2 separate regions of the Homo sapiens genome follow, and region 1 is linked to region 2. A link is a loop called in an ENCODE intact Hi-C map of the cell type or tissue named here. Cell type or tissue: ascending aorta. All regions are shown on one strand. Links, peaks and the distances in the headings refer to the core of each region. The heading gives the core; the rest is flanking DNA. Region 1 overlaps INKILN (inflammatory MKL1 (MRTFA) interacting lncRNA). Region 2 has its middle 9.9 kb from the start of CXCL2.

What was found. Hi-C counts contacts between places; a loop is a spot of excess contacts. Peaks named below come from ENCODE experiments on the same cell type or tissue, not always from the same donor. Only the 100,000 strongest peaks of a DNase experiment are listed, where the experiment ranks them.
Region 1: it touches region 2 in a loop (2.2-fold over the local background); 4 of 110 quality-filtered maps call a loop at or near these places.

Annotation. Positions count from the first base shown.
Region 1 is chr4:73,703,125-73,706,048 of GRCh38, reverse strand. The region is part of intron 2 of INKILN (inflammatory MKL1 (MRTFA) interacting lncRNA); the gene reads left to right. Among named protein-coding and RNA genes, the nearest start is that of UMLILO, 5.8 kb to the left of the region's middle. In ascending aorta, for the core only: no CTCF peak of the experiment used is centred there; a DNase peak (open chromatin) is centred at 1,308; H3K27ac peaks cover 1,315 bases.
Region 2 is chr4:74,107,660-74,110,583 of GRCh38, reverse strand. No RefSeq gene overlaps it. Among named protein-coding and RNA genes, the nearest start is that of CXCL2, 9.9 kb to the right of the region's middle. RefSeq lists an enhancer at 778-1,072. In ascending aorta, for the core only: no CTCF peak of the experiment used is centred there; DNase peaks (open chromatin) are centred at 873 and 1,420; H3K27ac peaks cover 2,313 bases.

The sequences.
Region 1 (2,924 bases), core at 274-2,773, 400 kb after region 2:
AGTAACTTCTCTGAATATCTCTTTGTTCATCAGGAAATTGAGAGAGATGGGGCAGATTTATTTTTTAGGTCCCTTCCACCTGTGAAGTGCTATTTCTCTCCACCTTCACTTATGATCATTCATTCACCAGGGCATGCAGACATTAGTCATTGCTCAGAACTCAGTGTTTCCAGTAGACATGGATTGGGAGCAATAAAAGTGGACCCAGAGCTAATTACTGGGAATTCCTACTTGAATACAGAATGCTATAGCAGTTCAACACATGGAAAAGGATGTCTAGCCCATGAGGAATAAATACTCGATCTTTAATGCTTCATTTCTAGAGCCACAGCTTGTGTTAAAAGAACCACCTTCACCAAGCAGTCCAATGAGAACAAACTCTAGGACAAACATTCTCTGCCAACAGAGCTAACTAGATGGAGAAAAAGAAAATGAATGAAATCTAGGGAAAAAAATGGAGCCACCCAGTTCAAGACAGTGCAGGTGGAGGAGCAGTATGTTTAGACCGCATCGCAGGTAGAATTCAGAGGGACTGTAAGCGATGCCTGGAAACGCTTGTTGACCAACAATGGGCTCCTATAGAACCAAGGGACTATCATTCTCCTATTGCAGAATAATTTTTCTAGATACTTTATTTTATTATAATGAAAGTTCCTTCTAGTATCTTAATGACCTTAGGGAATTGGTATTCATATCCTGTTAGTTGAGAGAAGAGAGTTTTTCCAGTGGGAACGTGAATAAATTTAAATGAGTCACCCCTCAAGTACCAAGCACCACTGTTCCCAGGTTTAAATGACAATTACTATTCCTTCAGTGAACCATGGCCACTCTGAGATTGGGTGTGGGGAGGAGAAAGGAATGGAATGCCAGTGAAACCATCTTCTATTGTCATCCTCCTCTGGGGCCTCACTCAGTTGTAGTCTTGCATCTGAGACCTTGGCCTCTTTGTGAAATAAACATTTCTTGGCCCTGTCTTGCAGGAAAATTGGAAGCCTGACCCTAAAATAAGCTAATATCATCCATAGACCAGACCAAAAGAAAAGCAGGGAGAATTTGGCACAAAGCAGCTCTCTTCAAGAAATTATTTTCCATGTCATATTTGCATAAATTAGTCATGGGCCCGCCAATTCAATGAAAGAGGAAAAGAGCACTCATGACCCTAGTGTGCTGGCATCCTGTTGTCCTTTATAGCTAAGGTCAGACTGTTTCTCCTTTTGCCTCATGTCGGCTCCTCTTAGTCGACTAAGACTGGCAAATCTGAGGCTACAGATTGTGCTATGAATGAGCAGCTGGAATTGCGCAACATTTTACTTGGCTAATATTTCAGTTTGTTGAGTCAGTGGCCTGACAAGTAGCTACAGCCCATGAAACAGCATTTTCTGACTCAGTGCATGTGCGAAAGAAGTAGTAGCTAAAGGTTCTGTTGGCACAGCCTTCTGACTCCACAGCATTGTTCTAGGATCTAGATTCCTCTCTACTTAACTCGGTTTCATTGCTTCCTATAAATTCTATGTAAATCTCAGACCCTCAGTAACATATCCCAAGACACATGATGAGCAACACTTGGTATTCAGTTTTCTCCAGCGCTGTGAAAGAGTCCCACCAGGAAACAATAAGGCCTTTTAGCCTATTAATTCATGAGCAATTTGATGCCTCTTAGGCGATAAGTGCAAGTTGAGAAATGAATTTCCTGCTGCTAAAATTCCAACGCTTTAGAAACTCTTCAGTGAACAAATAAAAGTTTATTCTTTGCAATAATGATGGAAACAAAGACTTTCATAAAACCAAACAATTGAAATGTCTTGATAAATGCCTGCAGAGTTGGCTAGGTTTCTAAACTATCAAATAATGAGTTTACCTCTTCTTACACTTTTTCAAGAATCCATTGAAGAATCAAGATAGGAAAGAGTATGATTCTTCATTTTTCCTAGCCATGCTCCACTGCTCTATGTTATCATAAAAGGACTTTAATTAAAGTGTTATTCCATTAATTGCCCAAGAAGTCATATTTGAAAGAAATAAATGCTTATATATGTATGCTTACATGTCCCTTCTGGAAGTCTTAACCTTTAAAACTACTCCAGCCCCTTCCCCAAACGTCCTTCCCCAATTCCTTATGCACTTACTGGATTCAAAGCACGACACTATAAAAGCTGTGAGAAGAAAAAAATATAAATTTAAAGAAAACTTTTTTTCAGAAAGATAATTAAATTCAATGTAACAATAATAACTACTCGTTTTCAAAACTCAGCTCTTCAACTATTTCTCCTAGAATTTTTTTCCAAAACTCTTACTTCAAGTCTAACACTCCTTCATCTCAGTTTTCTCTTTCATGATTATGTATTTTAACTCATAGGTATACTCTTTAAGACAGGGGCTATCCCTGAGACCTATCCCACATCCTGAGAAGGGCTTGGCACTCTCCTTGTCAGATAGCCTGTTGCCTCCTCAGCCACACTGTGAGCTCCTTGATAGAAAGAATTGTGCTATCTGTGGCTTTCAGAGCCCTATTCAGATACTTGATGCTTAACATGTGCTTGTAGAGTCGGTAAACTGAATGTATGTGGAGCCTCCAGAACTGTGTTCCCATTGAGGATGACAGGGAACAGATCAATCCTTGTCCTACATGGCCTAAATCTTAGTTTGACAAATATCTGGAAAGAATTACAAAAATATAAGGTAGGAATGACTTGGGAGTCCAGGGTGGTGTCTGAACCCTAGTCACTGCCTTGGGCACACATTTCTCATACTGTTGCAATATCACAGTTGTTGACTTTCAGTTCACTCAGTTGGTCAACTCCCTAAAGTTGGTTAAGGACCCTCATACCCCTCATCCTACTCTTTTCTTCTACCCCAAACCCCCTTTGCTCAGGACTTCCAGTGGTTCCCTCCTTTTAACCTCAGTATTAGCCCTTTATCCCCAA
Region 2 (2,924 bases), core at 263-2,762:
TATGATCCAGAAGAAAAAAATCCTTCATCTTCTAGTATTTCATTCCTAGAGCCTTTGCTTGTTTCAAAATAATAATAATAATAATAATAATAAATAAAAGTGGTATTGCTATCAGTCTAGTGAGAACAACTCCCAAGAATTTTCTGTGCGTGAGAGTTGCCTAGATGATGAAACCCAGGACAAATCAATGAGTGAAAGAGAAAACCAGCTAAAGGGGAAAAAATATTCAAGAGATCCCAGCAGAGGATAATGAGGGCAGAGGACAGAGGCTATAGTAAGGGGAGGAAAAAGAGGATAAAGTTGATACAGATTATGTTTATGCAGAGCTATAAGCCGCGGTGTGTTGGTAAAACAGCTTTCAAATTTAAAAAAAAATCAGATTTGTAGCATTTGCTGATTTCCATAAACACTCCCACTGTGGTCAAATTTATGCTTCCAACAATGAATAACTGGCTATCAAAATTCCTGACCATTTAATAACCTGCTCTTGTAAGCCTGTATGAGCTGGCCAGAGCAATGAGGTAAGTGAGGCTGACTGAGTAGTTCTCACCGACCAAGGGTGAGCTCCTATAGGACCCTCGGGATGGTGACTCTTCAATTACTGAATACTTTTTCTGGGGTTTTCGTTTCTTTTCTTTTACTGAAATTCTCACTATGCTTTGCTTTAGGGAATTGGTATTCATATCCTGTAAGTCAAGGAGAGTTTTTTTGAGTGGGAGCTTGAATAAATTGAAGTGGGTCAACTCTCAAGTGCCAGACACCCCTGTTATGAGGTTTAGATGACAATTACTATTTCTTCAGTGATCCTTGGCCACTCTGAGATGGGAGTGGTCAGGGAGAGAAAGGAATGGAATGTCAGTGAAACCGCTTCCTGTTCTCAGCCTGCCCTGGGGCCTCACTCAATCCCAGCCTTGCATATCAGACCTTGGCCATCCTGTGAAATGAACATTCCTCAGCCCTAGCTTCCAGGAATATTGGATACTAGACTCGAAAATAAACTGATACCATTCACAGGCCAAACCAGAAGAAAACCAGGAAACATATGGCAAAAGAAGTTTTCTTCAAGAAATTATTTTCCATGTCATATTTGCGTAAATTTGTCATGGGCCTGTCACTTCCATGAAGGGGGAAACCAGCATGACTCTAGCATGCTGGCATCCTGGTGCCCTTTGCAGCTAAGGTCAGACTGTTTCTCCTCTTGCTTCTTTTCTGCATTTCTTAGTGGACTCATGACCAGCACATTTGAAGCTATAGATGATTATATTCAACACTGTATGTGCTATGAGTGAGCACCCTGAATTGCACAACAATATTTCATTTGGCTAATATTTCAGTTTGTTGAGTCATAAACCTGACAAGTAGCTACAGCCTACAAAATAGCATTTTCTGACTCAGTGCATGTGAGAGAGAAGTGGGAGCTAAAGGTTCTGCACAGCAGACACTGTTGGCACAACCATCTGACTTCACAGCCTTGTTCTATAATCTAGATTCTTCTCTACTTGACTCAATGGCATTGCTTTATAAATTCAGTGTAAATCTCAGACCTTCAAGAACATATCCCAAAATACATGATGAACAGCATCTGGTGTTCAGCCTTCTTTTCCTCTAACTATGAAAGTTTCCCACCAGGAAATGACAATAGCTGTCAACCTATTAACTCATGAGCAATTTGATGCCTTTTGTGTGAAGAATACAAGTTGAGAAATGAATTTCCTGTTGCTGAAATTCTAATACTTAGAAACTCTTCAATGAACAAACACAAGTATATTCTTTGTATTAGTAGCAGGGATAAAAAGGAGTTTCTTTAAACCAAACAATTTAAGTGTTTTGACAAATGTCAGCATAGTGGGATAGGATCTTAGACCATCAAACAGTGGGTTTTCCTTGTGTTGTAGTTTTTCAAGTGTCTATTGAAGAATCAAGAAATGCTGATTCTTCATTTTTCTTAATCATCTTCCATTGTCTATGTTATCATAAAATGACTAATTAAAATGGTAATTTTAACTAAAATTAATGGCTTTCTCACCTGATGTCTTAACTATTGAAGCGTATTATCTATACTCTCTTTCCCAAGAACATCCTATTCAATTCATTAAGCTCTGTTGGGTTCCAAGCACTTATAAAATGAACTCTGTGTGTAGATAAAAACAGAAATAATTCTTGTTTCAAAAACATAAAAATTCCTCTGAGGGGGTGTCAAAATTAGTACAAATTAAAATATGTTATAATAACCTAGATTTTTTCCAAAATTCATCTTTTCAGTCATCTGTTCTAGGATAATTTTTCATAATTTTCCTCCATATGCACTCTTCAATGCTTCATGAGGCCATATCTAACAATTGTGGGGTCTTGAGAGAGAGTTCAGAGAAGCCCATGATTCTCTGTCTAAATATTTACGGTTTTCTTAACTAGCTAACAAAATGTTAAATAAAATGAGTCTGAGGATCTTCCTGTCTTCACAGATATACAGTCATGCACTACATAATGACATTTTGGACAACTACAGTTGGAATACACAATGGTGAGGACATAGGATTACAGTACTATTAATATATATATTTACTGTATCCTTTGTGTGTTTAGATACACAAATACTGTTGTGTTACAATTGCCTAAGTATTCAGTACAGCAACATGATGTACAGCCTTGTAGCCTGGGAGAATAGAATAGAGCATATAGCATAGGTGTGGAGTAGGCTACACCATCTGGGTTTGCATAAGTGGACTCTAAGATGTTCACACAAGGAGGAAACAGCCTAATGCCAGATTTTGCAGAATGCGTTCTGATCTTCATGTGACACATGACCATATATTAATAACATTTTAAAAATATATAAAGTTATGGAATTTGTATGATGAGAATCAGCAAAATATCAGAGAAAAGTGAATTTGTAATTCCATATCTGGGTATTCTGTTATTGTGTA